Linked DNA regions of Homo sapiens: regions 2 and 3 are each linked to region 1. Evidence: chromatin contacts called from ENCODE Hi-C or POLR2A ChIA-PET data. All regions are on one chromosome and are shown on one strand. Each heading gives the region's core, a stretch centred on a gene start or an enhancer-like site at or near the end of the contact. The rest is flanking DNA. Distances are from core to core; before and after follow the strand shown.

Region 1 (4,901 bases), core at 901-3,400:
TAGAGAACAAGTTGCCTGAGGGAAGAGGCTGCAGACAAACAACAGGGTCTGGGCCTGACAGCCATCACTTGTCATCTCCCTGGGTCCAGGGCACATGTCTGTCTCTTTCACTGCCCAGCACTGTGCCTGGTGCACAGAAGGCTCTCAGTGACTTTCTGCTGAATGAACAAATAAGTGACAGAAGCAGGGGCTTGACATTTCACTACTTGGGAAAGCTTAGTGCTTGTTAACTTCAGGAGACATGGCTGTGCCTTCCCACAAGGGCCAGTTGTAGTGGCTCATGCGTGATATCCCTAACAATTTGGGAGGCCGAGGTGGGTGGATCACTTGAGGTCAGGAGTTCAAGACCAGCCTGGCCAACGTGGTGAAACCCCGTTTCCACTAAAAATACAAAAAACTCGCCGAGTGTGGTGGCAGCCACCTGTAATCCCAGCTACTAGGGAGGCTGAGACACGAGAATCGCTTGAACCCAGGGGAAGGAGGTTGCAGTGAGCTGAGATCGCGCCACTGCACTCCAGCCTGGGTGACAGACGAAGACTCCATCTCAATTAAAAAAAAAAAAATCCTCAGGGCTCAGATCCTGTTTTGAGTCCAAGGCTCCACTTAAAGACAAACACTATTCTCTTGTTTTGTTCTTAATCCACGTCTGGCCTCTATTCCTTACCACATGGTGCCTTCCCTGAATGGTTCCTTGCTCTTACAACAAAGGCGGTATTGTACAGCCTTCTATGCCCAAAAATGTGGAGGCAGCTGATCCCCAGACTCTTGGTCCTCACCTGGAGATTCAATCTGCCTTGTTCAGTTGAAGATTCATTAGACTTAGGTCACCACTGTTGTGGCCCACCAGTTTGACTAGAAAACCGAGGGCTTTGACTTCTCTGCCCTGCTGTCTTACACAAGCACCAACTGTGCCACTGTCAAAAGGCTGTTCGAGCCAATGTGCACACACTCAGACACTCCACATGCTAACATAACAGTAACTGCTGCCGCTGAATGCCAACTATTAAGTGCTCTACCTACAATGTCTGATTTAATTCTCGACAATTGTGGAAGGTAGGTACTGTTAGCCTCATTTTACAGATGAAACAATTAAGGCTTAAAGAGGTTAAGAGATTTGCCCAAGGTTACACAGTCCTAGAGCTAGGAGAGGAAGGAGCTGGGATGTGAATCCAAGTCCAGGTGACATGAAGTCCTTGGTTCAGAAGCTTGTAATGCAAGCAAAAAAATCCAGCTTCAGCCCCCATCCCCCTACCAAGGCCATTTTAACCCAGAATGTTGTGGTGAGAAGTGGGGACCTTCCATAGGAAATCCTCCAAAGTCTCTAAAGATTGTAGTGAGAAGTAGGGACCTCCCACAGGAGATCCTCCAGAGGCCGTAACTGCTAACAGACATGCGTGGGGAAACTACAGGCGCCCTCTGGCTGTTGCCTCAGGGACGAGGCTGGTTACCAGCTCTCCAAGAGAACCCCAGGCCCCACTGACTGTTCCCTTCCCACATGACACACACATGCAGGTTCATTCCAACCTTACAGCAATCTCCTCAGGTAGAGCGCCCTCACTTTAAAGAAGAGGACACTGAGACTCAAAGGGATGATGTCAGGTGCCCAAGGTACTAGTCAGAAAGTGGCCCTGGGGCTTCTGCAACAACCACTATATCACACAGCCCGAGCTCAATCCAACTCTGCAAGAGTCCATAAGCAAAGGGGCGGCGACATGAGGTGGAAACAGTAGCCTCCATCAAACAAAGCCTGAGACATGGGTGTGCACGTCGGATTCCATCCCACCGTCCACTCGCCTGGAACCCGTGCCGGTCCCCCAGTTTCCCCATATGCCCAGCTCCAGCCCCGACAGTTAGTGAGTGCTCACACAGGTCCGCCCCGTCTGTGTGGTCAGAAGCGGCTGGGGATCCGGTACTAGTTCTGCGCTCCGCGGGAGACCGGCGCCACGGACACCCTTCTGGCCTAGACCCAGCCAGGCTCGTCCTACCTGGCCGCGGCGGCCGATCTTCCTGCGCTGTAGGGTTAGAGCTCGCGGGGCCGAAGGTCAAGGGCGGCGGGCGCCTGAGCACTGCCACCAGTGACCGCAGCCAGCCGGGGAAATGCAGCAGCTGCTAACCCAGGGCCACTCGGCCGGATCACCCGAGAGAAAAGCGGGCGCGATCCTGTGACGTCACAGGCAATGGCCACTAGCAGGGCGCCAATCCCGGAGGGGCGGGCCCATCGTGGGGCGGGCGGCTCCGGCGGGTCTTCAGGCTACGGGTTCAGCCAGGCGCCAGCCGCGTTCTCTGGAGACGCTCTCTCTCGGAGGGACCCTGCACTTGCCTGAACTCGAGAGTGGGCGCTGCCCGAAGGTTTGTCCCTGGGCGCTTCGCTGGCCTCATCCGGTCTCGGCCTTGTTCTGGGCCTGGCGCCTTTCCCATTGTTGGGGAAAGTGGTCTAGGAGACCAAGGCAGCGTGCTGGGTGGCAGAGAATGATTTGTGGCTTCTGATTCTGACATATGTCGTTGAGGAGGGGAGGGATGACTGCCCCCGTTTTACTTATGGAGAACCTGGGGCCAGAGCTGTTTTCCCAGGGTGACACAGGCGGTGAGTAGTGGAGCTGGCATTCCTGACCCCAAAGCGCAGCGTTTCCCAGCCACTCTCCGCAGCCAGGCCTTCACCTGCACTGCTGGGCGCAGGTGGGGAAGTGGGGAAACGGGACTCCATCCCCTGCAGAGGGCAGGCGTGTAGGGAGTGGCAGCTGAACTCCACAGACAGCTACTGCTCAGCTCTTCAGCTGCCGACTTTGAACAGTGTGAGGGGCTCTGTACAAGTGGCCCCCACATTACTCAAGGACCAGATCATCAAGAGCTTTACTTGTCCCACGAAGGAGTCTGGACCTTGTTTACGTGCACAGGAGACCGCTGGAAGGTTCTCAGTGGCGTGCCATGTCCCGACTTCTATTTGAGAAGTTTTTCTCTGGCCACCCGTCTGAGGAAAGGTGTCTGGGTGGGTGGTGCGGTTGAGAACAATGGTGGTGCGGTGCGTGGTGGAGAAGGTGAGTGTCCAGAGATGTTCAGGAGGAAGAACTGACAGCTCTGAATGACAGGAGGTGGAAGTGAGAAGGAAGGAGGTACAAGGCCAACTCCTGGGTCTCTAGCTCGGTAGGTGCAGGGCCGTTCATGGAGACAGGGCTCCTGGAGGAGCAGCGGGTCTGGGGAGAGGATGGTGAGCTCCGATTTGCATGGGACATCCAAAGGGCATTGAACGGTGGGCAGTTGGAGACATGGGTCTGGAGCTTGGGACTTCAGCCTAGCTTGCAGAAGGTCACCACAGATATTGAAATGGAACCTATGGGGGTGGCTGTGATCAGGGGGATTCGCTGAGGAGAACCTGGCACAAGGGTTTCACTAAGCCATAGCTCCCAAAGACTTTCTGAAAAGCTAAGTTACAGCCTGGAAGAAAATATCTGTAAAGGCTATATTTGATAAAAAGACTTGTATCCAGAATATAGAAAGAATGCTTAAAAGTCAGTAGATAAAATCAAACAATTCAATTTTTTAGATGGACAAAATATTTGAACTGACATTTCATCAAATAAGATATACAGACAGAAAATTGGGACATGAAGGCTGGGCGCAGTGGCTCACGCCTGCAATCCCAGCATTTTGGGAGGCCGAGGCAGGCGGATCACAAGGTCAGGAGATCGAGACCATCCTGGCTAACACAGTTAAACCCCATCTCTACTAAAAATACAAAAAATTAGCCGAGCGTGGTGGTGGGCGCCTGTAGTCCTAGCTACTGGGGAGGCTGAGGCAGAAGAGTGGCGGGAACCCGGGAGGTGGAGCTTGCAGTGAGCCGAGATCGTGCCACTGCACTCCAGCCTGGGCGACAAAGCAAGACTCTGTCTCAAAAAAAAAAAGAAAGAAAAAATTAGGACATGAAAAGATGCTCAACATCATTAATCATTAAGGATATGCAAATTGCAAGCGCAATGTGACACCATCTCACACCTACTAGAATGGACAAAGAAGACTGATTATACCAAGTACTGGCAAGAATGTGGAGGACCTGGGATTCTTGTACACTGCTGATGGGATTATAAAATAGTACCACCACGATCGAAAACCATTTGTCAGTGTATGAAGAGAATTAAACATACACCTACCATATGATGTAGCCATTTCAATCCTGACTATTGACAGTATTGAATTTTACCTTAGCCCTTTGCTTCTAGAAATAGTGAAGGTTAAGGAATCCCACCACTCTTTTGTTCCAGAAAACCCCCTACTGGAAAGAACCAGTGACTTTCTATATAACCTGGATAAGACTCCCAGATGCTCCCTTGTTTATCTGTGACCAGGCCAGACACAGACCCTCTAAATTCCCATTCTTGGCCTCATAAATGATTAGCTGGGCTGCTTGTCCCACAGATCAATAAGAACAAAAGCCTGTAACCAAACCTTGGTTCAGATTCTCTCCTTTTCCAAGCCCTTGAGCTTTGGCCCACCCACAGCTTGTGCCAACCCGCAGCCCTCCTGAGGTTCCCTCCTGAGAACAGGCTGTCCGCAGGGTAAGACCTCCTCGATCGTGACACTCTTGCTCAGCCCACTTTCCCATAACAGTTCTTTCTAGCCACGTTTACGCCTCCCTATACAAGATCAGCCCTTTGCCTAACCTCTGAGACACTTGCAGATCATATGGGAAGCCTGCGAGTGGCCGCACTGCAACGTTTCCCTATTGCAATGGTCACCCCCACAACAATCCTTTGGAATAAATTCGCTCCTTATATAATCCAGATTTGTTTTTTTGTTTTATAGTAATTACCTGAGAAATTTAAAAAAAATGCTTATGCAATGGCTTATACAGAAATGTTCACAGCAGCCTTTTTACAAAATCCCCAAACTGGAAACAACTCAATTTT
Region 2 (4,901 bases), core at 1,425-3,924, 87 kb after region 1:
TGCTGGCACTCCTGCAGCCTCGGGCCAGGGCCGCACCCTGCCATCCTTGGGCCTGGCTTAATCCGCCCGACTCCTGCCCTCAGCTCTGCCCTGCCTGCCACTGTGCAGGCGGTACCCCCACAAGCCTGCTCCCTGACCTCCTCTGCCAGCCTCTCCTCAGCCTGACACTCAACACCTTTCTTTTTCTAGGACTCCCCACTCCTGGTCTGTCTGTCTGTCTCTGTCTCTCAAAAGCAGCGTCTCTCCTCTTGGTCTCAGCTTGTCCCCAGTGTCTTGGGCGCTCTGGGCCTGTCCTTCTCTCCTCTGCTTTCTGTCCCTGCTTCTGGCTCTCCCAGCCTTTCCGGGGACTGCCTGCCCCTCAGCCCAGAGCCCCGGGGCAGCCAGAGTGCACTCAGTCCTCCTGCCTTGGGTTTGCCTTCTCAGGTAGCCCCTGCCCCTGCCACAGGGCTGGCCCCTTCACCTGGTGCCTGGCCTCAGCCTCCAGGCCCCCGGAGCTCACTGTTCCTGGAGGCAGAAGGGCCCCTGCGGCTTCCTGGGCTGGGAGGCGTGGGGATGGGGTGGGCGTCACTCCTGAGCTCCCAGCACCAACAGAGGAGGTGACACTGGTGTGATTATCAGCTGAGGGTGTGATCTCACTGCAGAGGGGCCTCACCCGGGCCCCAGGGCTTCTCTGCAGCCAGACAGGGAACAGCCTGCTCTCACACAGTCCCCTGCCTAGGAGGCTCAGGGCCAGGGGCCCTGAGTAGGACGGGGGCATAGGTAGGGCCCTAGCCTTAGGCTGTCTCTTGACCTCTGACCTCTATCCACTGGCCTCATCCCTCAGCCCTGCTGTGCCTCTCTAAAATGCAGAAGGGGAAGTGGGAAGCGGTTCCTCTGCTGAGGAGCAGAAGGGAGAGCCAAATTCATGACTGGAGCTGACCAACCCCCTGCCCTCCACATTTTTGAGCACTTAGCAATAAATAAAGGCGATAACAGCCAGGCAGCTTGCTAAGGTCTTTCTGGGTGCCAGTGAGTGCCTTCAGTCATCAAAACAACCCTGCAAGCCACATGTGGCTGAGAATGCCAGTTCTGTATTCATTCTTCCTGAGTTTCACCAGCAGGGTTCAGATGCTGTTGGAGATGGAAATGCGCCCAGCTGAAAACTCCACCATTCCCCTGCCTTCCTCGCAGTGAGGGCAGCTTATCTCTGGCCAGTGGAATGGAAGCATCTGTCTTCCAGAGACTTCTGTGAGTGCTGCCTTCCTGACATGGGGACCACCACTCTCCGCTTCCACCTGGGTTCTCCTTCCTGTTGCCTGAAATGAGGCTGTGTGGGCTGCAAAGCAACCACATTGCCACAGTGAGGGGAACGGTAGAAGAACCCAAGACATTGACACTGACGTCCCCCAGCTGCCAAACTAGTGCCAGCCACCGCCTCACCCCATGTTTCCCATATAGGAGCCGATGCACCTGTCTTGATCAAGCCACTGTTATTTGGGGTTTCTGTTATATGCAAGTTCAGGCAAGCCAAGGGATCCCTTGCAGAGGGAAAGACGAGCTGCTGCGCCTCGCACCCCTGCCAGTAAAGGAAGGTGCGGTGCCCGGCGGGCCTCCTGTGCACCACAGTTAAATGTGCGGCTCAGAGGCTGTTCCGCAGGTGCAGGCCAAGTACAAGCAGTGCTGCCCCTTGGGCCTAATGACCCAGAACATTCAATGACACACGATGAGTCTAAGGCAAGTTGGAATGCTCTACGGGGCCATGGCAGGCCCCCAGAGGGGAAATCTGTGGTCTCTTGGGTTTTGAGCAATGCCAAAAATCTCTCCTGTTGGCATTCAGCTAACTTCCCACTGCTGGGCTGCTGTGGGGGTGGAGCGCCTGATGGTGAGAGAGACAGAGACAGAGAGACAGAGTAGGTGGCCATGAGCCCCGAAACACCCAACAGCAATCGAGTATCAACCTCTCGCCCAGCCCCACTGGTATCTGCATGTGCACACAGTGCTCTGTCGTCATGCCCAGGTGCTGTGGATGGGGCCCGAGGCAGGGCAGGTCTGGAGGGCGCAGGGAGGCTGTACCTGCGGGGGCTGCGACTCCCACAGTACCTGCTGCATTGCCGCTTTCCCCACAGCCCACCCGCCCCCTACGGTCTCGAAGCCGTCTGAGGAGGAAAAACTTTCGGAGGTGACTTATAGACAGAGCTGCAAGAAATGTTGGCCCCAACTCTAGGTGACACTGAGGCCCACCTAGGGGAAGGACGTGGAGAAGGGACATCTTCCTGGTACATGTGTTGCCCACATTGTCTGAAGAAGAGAGGGCCGAAGGCACAGGTTTACACTGATTCATGGATGGCTGTTAACCATTAGTTCAGGGGTCAGGGAGGTGGAGGGGCAGGATCGGGGGAGTAAGGGCTGGGAGGCCTGGGGAGGAACCACCCGGAGTGTGGGACAGCAAGTGCTTCACAAGTGCCCTCCAAGGGGCGCTGGGGCCGAGGAGGCACTGGACGATCAGGTGGGCCAGTGGTCCCCTCTGTGCACCTCACAGCCTCTGTTCCTGGCTCCTCTGGCATTTGCTTGAGAACGAAACACCGTAGATTCAATAAAAGAACTTCTCCCTGGGCCGATCAGGCTGCAGCTGCAGTTCAGTGCCCAGCCAGCCACCAGGTGGCAGGTCAGCCACTCTGCATCCCTGCCATCACTCTGGGGCTCCCATTATCCTCATGGGAGTGATGGTCACTCTGGGTGTGACCTTCCCTCTGGCCTGCCCTGGTGCTGCCAGCACCTCCCCCATCACGGTGCCTCCACGCCATAGATCCCAAGCAACAGACTCATTTCACCACGGAATAGAGCGGTGTGACCAAAGACCAGGGCTCACAGGCTCCCGTCCCCGTCCTGTGCCCACCCCCAGAGGCAGCTGGCCTCACAGAACAGTGATGAGACCCGCTGAAGACTGGTTCTGGCAGCCGTTGCGGGTTCCAGGGCTGCCCTGTCGGGTGCCAGTGACACTGCTGGATGTGCTGCCTCTCCCCCAGCCAGAAGAACAAGCCCGGAGCCCGGGAAAACACGCAAAGGCCCCTCCCTCATCCAGTGCCTGCTCACCGCACCTCTGCTGCTCCTCACCAATACTCCAGGCTCTGGATTAGAGGCTTTAAATTCCCATGGGAGAATGGGTCCCCAGCAGGAGGCAGCAGGGGTTCTGCTAAACTGGAAGCTGGGACGGCCGCCTGGCCATGCTGGGCCCCTCACACCACTCAGACCAACTGGCATCAAGGGCCATCGGCCAGTGAATGACCCTATTATCGAGGGGAGCAGGGAGGACTCTGCTTCAAATCCAGTGAATTCTCCAGGGAGCCTAGCAACACTGCCAGTTACAGTGATGAAAGTCAGTGGGGGCTTCTAGCAACCCCAATGAGGCAGGACCACCCAGGACTCAGATCCCTCAGGAATGGGGGTTTGGATCACTCCACCAAGGACTCAGCCACATCTTTGTGGCTTTAATCCATCTTTAATCCATCTTTGTGGTGGATTAAAGATGGCCACAGATGTCATACTACAACCCCATGGAAAGGGGTTAATTCTCAGAAATCCTTGAAAATTTGCACTGATCTGACATCTCACTTTGATATCATGTATCTTGATGCTTCATGATGTCAATTGTATCCTGTATCTTCAAATACGCGAAAATTCTGTTTATAGATCTTTACGTATTAGAGACGAGTTAACTCACCTTTTGTTCCGATGCCTTTCTGCTACCCCTCTTTCCCAGGAGCACTGGTGGTGGTGTCTTTATGATTTTACGTGGGGTTGCCATGGCACCCCGGGGAGAATGAGCATCTCCCTGGGATGCATCGGCGACTGAGGAGGATGTGGGTCTTCTCTCTGGGGGAGGGGCATGTGCATGCGTGTGTGTAAGTATGCGTGTGTGTGTGCTCATGTGTGTGTGTATGTGTGTGTGCTTGTGTGTGTATGTGTGTGTGTGTGTATGTGTGTGTGTGTGTGTGAGGAATGGCTGCACCGTGTCACACAGAAGCGTGCAGCAGCTGCTAGAGCGTTCCTGCCAGAGTGGTCCAGGATGCCAGGCATCTCCCAAGGCGCTAGGTGGGGCCCTGGCTTCGTCCCATTCAGACCTCGTTCTCTGGTCCTCCGGAGTTTCTGTGAACTTCCTGAGGCCTGGAGCCCACCCTGTTTCGGTTGTCTGCAGCTGGGACCCCAGGTTATTTGTGGGTGACATTATTATTCCAGTTGAAGAAACCCAAGTCCCACAGCCCTTGTGGGCATCAAACTTGAGAAACAGGTCTGTCCAGTTGTGGCACTGGCCATGCCTCTGGAGAGGCATCCTGCAGGGAGAGGCTTTAGATGCAGGGGAGGCATGCAGGGCAGGCCAGAGTCCCAGCTTCCGGGTCATGGAAGAGGGTCCAAGGAGCTTCTAGGCTGAGGATGGGGCGCCTCTCCTGGGTAGGGTGGGGCCAGGCTGCCTGTGCTCTGAGTCTCCTGGGCTCCCCTCTTAGAGGCCCCACTGCTGGCCACCTCCTGACTCCATCCTGGGGTCTTCACACCCAGAATTGGCCACCCAGGGCCCAGCCACAGATGCTCTAGCCCTTGCCCACTGTCTCCAGGACCCTGGGTCCTGTCCACTCCTTGCCGACGTTCTACCTCACCCAAGCCTCCAGGACTCCCAGGCTGGGCCTTGGCTTTCACTCCCAGCTGTTCCCGACATGTGTCTCTGGCCCCACTTCTGCTGAATGGAAAAACCCCAGTACAAGGGCACAGTGTCTGGGCCGCCCCCCTCCCACAGGACCCCAAGGCTCAGGACACCGTGCTGGGCCTCGCAGAGCACACAGTGGGGCTGCACTGAATGGGCCCCATTGTTCTTTGCACCCAGAGCCTGTGCCAGCTCCCAAAGAGGGGGGATGCCTCATCTGCACACC
Region 3 (4,901 bases), core at 1,095-3,594, 69 kb after region 1:
AGTTTAAAATTTAACAGAGAATTTGGATCTTGTATCATTGAAGGCTTGATCAGAGACGTGGAACCACTATGACTGATACGGAGTCTGGGCTTTGTTATAAGAATGAGACTTTGTATAGTTGTGGAAGCTGGGGAAGAAGTCTTATTGAGGGCTGTTGCCTCTGCATATGCCTGAAGTTGCTGTAGGTTGGCAGGACCAGAAAATGGGAAGAGAGACTGGACATGAAGTAAGATAAAGTGAGAACAAACTGGAACTCAAAAGGACAAACTAGAATCCACATCTGTCTCTCACTGCCCCCAAACCTGACAACATGGGTGACCTGCAAAAGAAGTTCACACTGTCTGTCACAGAGCTACAGTGTTCAACTAAAAATTATAAGACATGGCAAGAGACAAGGAAGTGCAAATACAACAGATGATAATAACGGAGGAACAGAGGAACAAAAAGGCATGTGACAAATAGAAAACAAGTAGCAAAATGGCAGTGTAAATCCTATCATACCAATCATTACCTTAAATGTGAATGGACTAAAAATGAATGGAAGAAAAAAACAGAAAAGAATTTAAGGAGGATATGTGGGTCGAAGTAAAAAAGTCTAACAAATGTATAACTAGACTCCCAGAAGAAAAGGAGAGAGAGAAAAGCATGGAATTAGAATTAGAAGAAATACTTAGAACTTGAATAAATTATGATAATAATTTTAAAAATAATTTAAAGAAATAACAATAGAATTTGAAGAAATTTTCCAAAACTGATGAAAGATATCATATCATGGGTTTAATAAGCTCAATGAACCCCAGGCAGGATAAATACAAAGAAAACCACAGGTAGGTACATCTGCTATGGTGTGGAGATTCTGACATGTGCATGGTCAAACTGCTGAAAATTAGAGGTAAAGAGAAAACCTTAAAAGCATCCAGAAGAAAAACAGACACATTGTACTCAGAGAAATAACAATACAAAAATGATGGTAGATTTCACAACAAAAACCACAGAAGCCAGAATACAATGGAAGAACATTTTTCAAATGCTATTGCTCAAAGAACAGTAACTGGCCATCCTGGAAATCTATACCCAGCAAAAATGTCTTTTAAAAAATGAAGGGTAAATTAAGGCATTCCAAGTTAAGTAAAAATTGTGAGAATATATCATTAGTAGATACATTCCACAAGAAGTACTGAACAGGTAAAATTTCCCATGTGGGAACCACATTCTGGGAATAGATCTTTTCCCATCACAGGAGCTGTGGGATCTCTTAGCATCTCAGGCCAGAGTCAGGACCAGTGATCTGAAAGGAAAGGAATTTCATGTTCTTAATTAAGTAGTTCTGGTTCCCATGGTTCTCATGGTCAGGAAAGACTTGGAAGGTAGGAGAAGACCAAGCTACTTGGCCAAGTGGGGACTTGACACATGCCCAAGTGTTACTGTGGTAGCAGGCCCCTCACTGCATAGCTCTGGGAATATTCTCCTTTGAGCGCTCAGTGACCTGTTTGATTCCCCCTTGGTCAGGGGAACGAATCTGTCTTCATGCCCCCATCCCCTTACAAGGTATATCCAAGTCCCCATCTGTTCTGCCAGAGGTCTGCAAGTATCTAGTAACATTGAACAGGCAATGGAAGGGGAACGTTTGAGGCCAGCTTGTCCTGTGAGCCCCTCACCCTGCTTCCTGGTCCCCAGTGATGAAAGGTTCCCATTTCCTCTCCCATGTGGAGGATTTCTCATCCCATCTTGTGTCTTTTCATGCCCCTACCCAGATTCAGTGCAGGGGAGCTGACCAGTCCCAGCATGGCAGGACTGGGTAAGGCCAGCTGTAGCTCTTCTCTTCATACTCTTAGAGTTTGTACAAGGCCCACCATGTTGGTTTGTGAGTTTCTCTGGGTAAATTTCTGGGTTTTGGCTGAACGTGGCTTTCCCACCTCTCTCTGCTGGCAAGAGGGGAGGATAGTGACGGTAGGGAGATCCAAGGCTGTGTGACCTCAGCTGCCTGGCTTCGCACCTCCTTGAGCCTCAGTTTCCTTCATCCCCAAAGTGGGGAAGCATTCCTTAACCCCTGCCCACCCTGCATATTGTCATGAGAACCAGGTGCACACATGCCCATGCAAGTGTGCTGTAAACAGGGTCCTATGGGACATGCTAACTAGTGCGGTGCTATTCTAACCCCCCCGCCAGTCTAGGCTGGCACCCTCTGCACAGAGTGTATGCAGGAAGCACGGCCGGCCAACTCAGAGCCTGTGTTCCCCTGGCACTCGCCCCACTCACACGGGTCATCAATCCTCATGTTTTATGATGCTGACGCAAAGTGTTCTCAAGTCACATCCTCGCTGGTGATCTGTGAAGATCTCTGAACATAAGCATTTCTTTGTTTGAACTTGAGCCGAGGGCCCAAGGGTGTCTTGGGGAATTTCCATCTGGGACGCTTGATGCCAGGATCTCAGCTTCTGCAGTGTCTTCTGACAGCTCAGAGAGGTGTGTGTCTTGCAGATGGCCTGTGTCAGCTGAATGCAGACGAATGACTTGGGAATCACAACCTTGGGGTCTGAGTCAGAAAGCAGCAGGGGAGCAGCCAGGGTGCTGGGCAGGAGTGAGACGCCCCCTATCCAAGTCCCACCTTTGCCTCAAGGAAGCTGGGAGGACTCAGCCACCCATCATGCCCTCTGCGTTCAGTGAGGGAATTGGGTAATAATAATGGATAGCAGCAGTGTCATTCATTGCTGCTTACCATGTGCCAGGCACTGTCCTAGGCACTCACTGACATAGTATCATTGAATCCTCACCATGCTCCTACGAGCTGTCACAATTGCAACCAACAGAGGCTACAGGACTTGCCCATACGGTCTCTAGAAGCATCAGGACTCTATCCTGAGCACGTGCTCTGAGGAGTCTCTGGAAACACCCAAGCATTCCCTTCTTCGAGGCTAGGTTGACCGAGGGCGGGCCCTGGTGAGGCCACCACAGGAGAGGAGTCAGGGTCCAGGGCAGTCTGTTTCCCGCAGCAGTAGTGGTAGAATGGCTTTTGATTCTTTTCTCAATCCGGAGGGATGTAAGATTTCAGAGTTAGAAGAGGCCTAGGTTCATGCATTTACTCATTTGACAAATACTTCCCAAGTCGACTCTGTGCCTGCCAGATGTGGCACTACATGCTGCAGCTGCGGCCCTGGCCTCAAGGAGCTTACACTCTAGAGGTGCAGGCAGATAGTCAAACAGTTATAAGGGCATGGCCAAGTCTGTGGCCGGGGATTTATCCTCAGAGCAAGGGAGCATTCGTTTGGTTTTTGTTTTCTCTATAACAACCACTCTAGCTGCAGCGTGACTGCATGCAGAGTAGGGGAGCTACAGTGATTTTACCCCAACTCCCATTTCACAGGTGAGACAAGTGAGGCCCAGCAGAGGCTGTCACAGAACTCACGCGAGACAGGGCATTTCACATTCACATAACTTTACATTTTATTAAGCATCTTCACATTTGTCTTGTCCCTTTGTCCCTAAGTCTGGAAGACCCCCAAGGATGTAATTGTGATTCCCATTTAACAGATGAGAAAATTGAGGCCCAGAGGGACAAAAGGTCTTCCCAAACACAGAGACAAAAAGAGGCAGGGAAGGCTTGAGAACCCAGGTCTGAGATTCCAAAGCCAGGGCTCTTCACCACCCCCATGTTGTCTTGAAAATATAAAGGGTGTATAGTAAAGGTTCTGAGAAGTTCTGTAGTGAAAGAATTTGTGTAGCCTCATATGACTAGTACTCCCCAAATGTGTTTGCCCACAAAATACCTTTCCACATGACACATATTAATATCCCATGGCCCACACTTGAAGACGAAATGAAATAATGCTTACATTTGTTCTCTTTAATATTAAGGAACACCTCCTCCTCTCCGTCCCCTCACCTGTTTTCTGGGACTCCTTTTAGATGAAAGATGAGCATGCTGAACTCTCCTCCATGACTTTTAAGTTCTTTTTGATATTTTCAAAATAAGAGATGGCGTTCCGCCATGTTGGCCAGGCTGGTCTTGAACTCCTGACCTCAGGTCATCCACCCGCCTCAGCCTCCCAAAGTGCTGGTATTATAGGCATGAGCCACCAAGGCGGGCCAGACTTATATAAACCTTAAAACAGTTGACTCAGAATAAAATCAGATCATCAATACGTTCTCCTGTTGGTACGCATCTGCCCCAGAGCGCCAGGGCCATTTGTGTGTCACATGCATGTTCTCGCCTGGCTCTGTGCAGTCTGGTTGAGGGCTCAGGAGGACCGGCCTTTTGCCTGTGCTCCTGGGCCCCTGGATTCCTTGGCCTGTGCCTCCTCTCTCTGTCTGAATGCTGAGATGCTGTATTAAGGCTAACTTGAGTGAACTTGCTCAGTCAAAGGGACCTGTTAGCCCTTAAACCAAACCACTGGAAGAGAACGGGGCGGGGATGACCAGAAAAGTCCGCTCACACCGTGTCCTTCACCTCTCACATGCAGACGCTGCATGTCAGCGTCCCTACTCAAGTGGCTTCTTCCATGTGGCTTCATGGTTGGCTACAAGAAGTTGCCCAGGCCTGCATGTCACAGCCTCTGCATCCCAGTCACAGGGCCTCCCACTGTCAAAATATCTGAGAAGGGATCTCCTTGGCCCAGCCTGGGTCGGGCACCTGCCCTGGCCAGTGGGTATTCCTGTCGTGACTGGCCAGCTGGATCGGGTAAGAAGCTGGGAGCCCTCGTGGCTACCGATGGCAGAACAGGATGTGGGGCGCTCTTTGGAATGTGGATAGGTGTCTTTCTGAACAGAAGAAACAATAGCAGCCTTCTGCAAATGTCCAAGCCAAGCTCTGAGGATGGGCGCAGGCAGCGGGAGCAAGGAGGCCTTTAGACATCAGCGTGCACGACTGGCTCAGTCCTGGGCCTCTTCTGCTCGGTCTTTTG

Evidence for each region. Hi-C counts contacts between places; a loop is a spot of excess contacts on that map. ChIA-PET counts read pairs that join two places held with the same protein, here RNA polymerase II (POLR2A). Pooled maps may share reads with other maps.
Region 2: a loop to region 1 is called in a map of PC-9, with 7 times the contacts of the local background. The contact joins the enhancer-like site here to the promoter of FAHD2A in region 1. A Hi-C loop is called at or near these places in 4 of 168 maps with a recorded cell type or tissue (MCF 10A, PC-3, PC-9 and 1 more) and 4 of 50 pooled maps.
Region 3: POLR2A ChIA-PET joins it to region 1 with 14 read pairs in MCF 10A. The contact joins the enhancer-like site here to the promoter of FAHD2A in region 1. A Hi-C loop is called at or near these places in 29 of 168 maps with a recorded cell type or tissue (Caco-2, HepG2, IMR-90 and 22 more), 10 of 37 single-sample maps with no recorded cell type and 34 of 50 pooled maps. POLR2A ChIA-PET finds 5 or more read pairs at or near these places in 6 of 52 experiments (HCT116, HEK293, HEK293T and 3 more).

The regions. Positions count from the first base shown.
Region 1 is chr2:95,399,957-95,404,857 of GRCh38, reverse strand. It overlaps FAHD2A (fumarylacetoacetate hydrolase domain containing 2A), which reads right to left and starts at 2,150. Exons shown (of 8, transcript NM_016044.3): 1 at 1,986-2,150. RefSeq lists enhancers at 1,242-1,361, 1,502-2,440, 2,432-2,511, 2,441-3,380.
Region 2 is chr2:95,312,989-95,317,889 of GRCh38, reverse strand. All of the region lies in intron 2 of KCNIP3 (potassium voltage-gated channel interacting protein 3), which reads right to left. Among named protein-coding and RNA genes, the nearest start is that of KCNIP3, 18 kb to the right of the region's middle. RefSeq lists an enhancer at 1,652-2,152. Within about 2 kb of position 2,674, at least 3 of the 41 ENCODE cell types and tissues checked have a DNase peak (open chromatin) inside an H3K27ac peak, as active enhancers do; they include PC-3 and PC-9, where a contact is called at or near this core.
Region 3 is chr2:95,331,519-95,336,419 of GRCh38, reverse strand. All of the region lies in intron 2 of KCNIP3 (potassium voltage-gated channel interacting protein 3), which reads right to left. Among named protein-coding and RNA genes, the nearest start is that of KCNIP3, 37 kb to the right of the region's middle. RefSeq lists an enhancer at 4,878-4,901. Within about 2 kb of position 2,344, at least 4 of the 41 ENCODE cell types and tissues checked have a DNase peak (open chromatin) inside an H3K27ac peak, as active enhancers do; they include PC-3, where a contact is called at or near this core.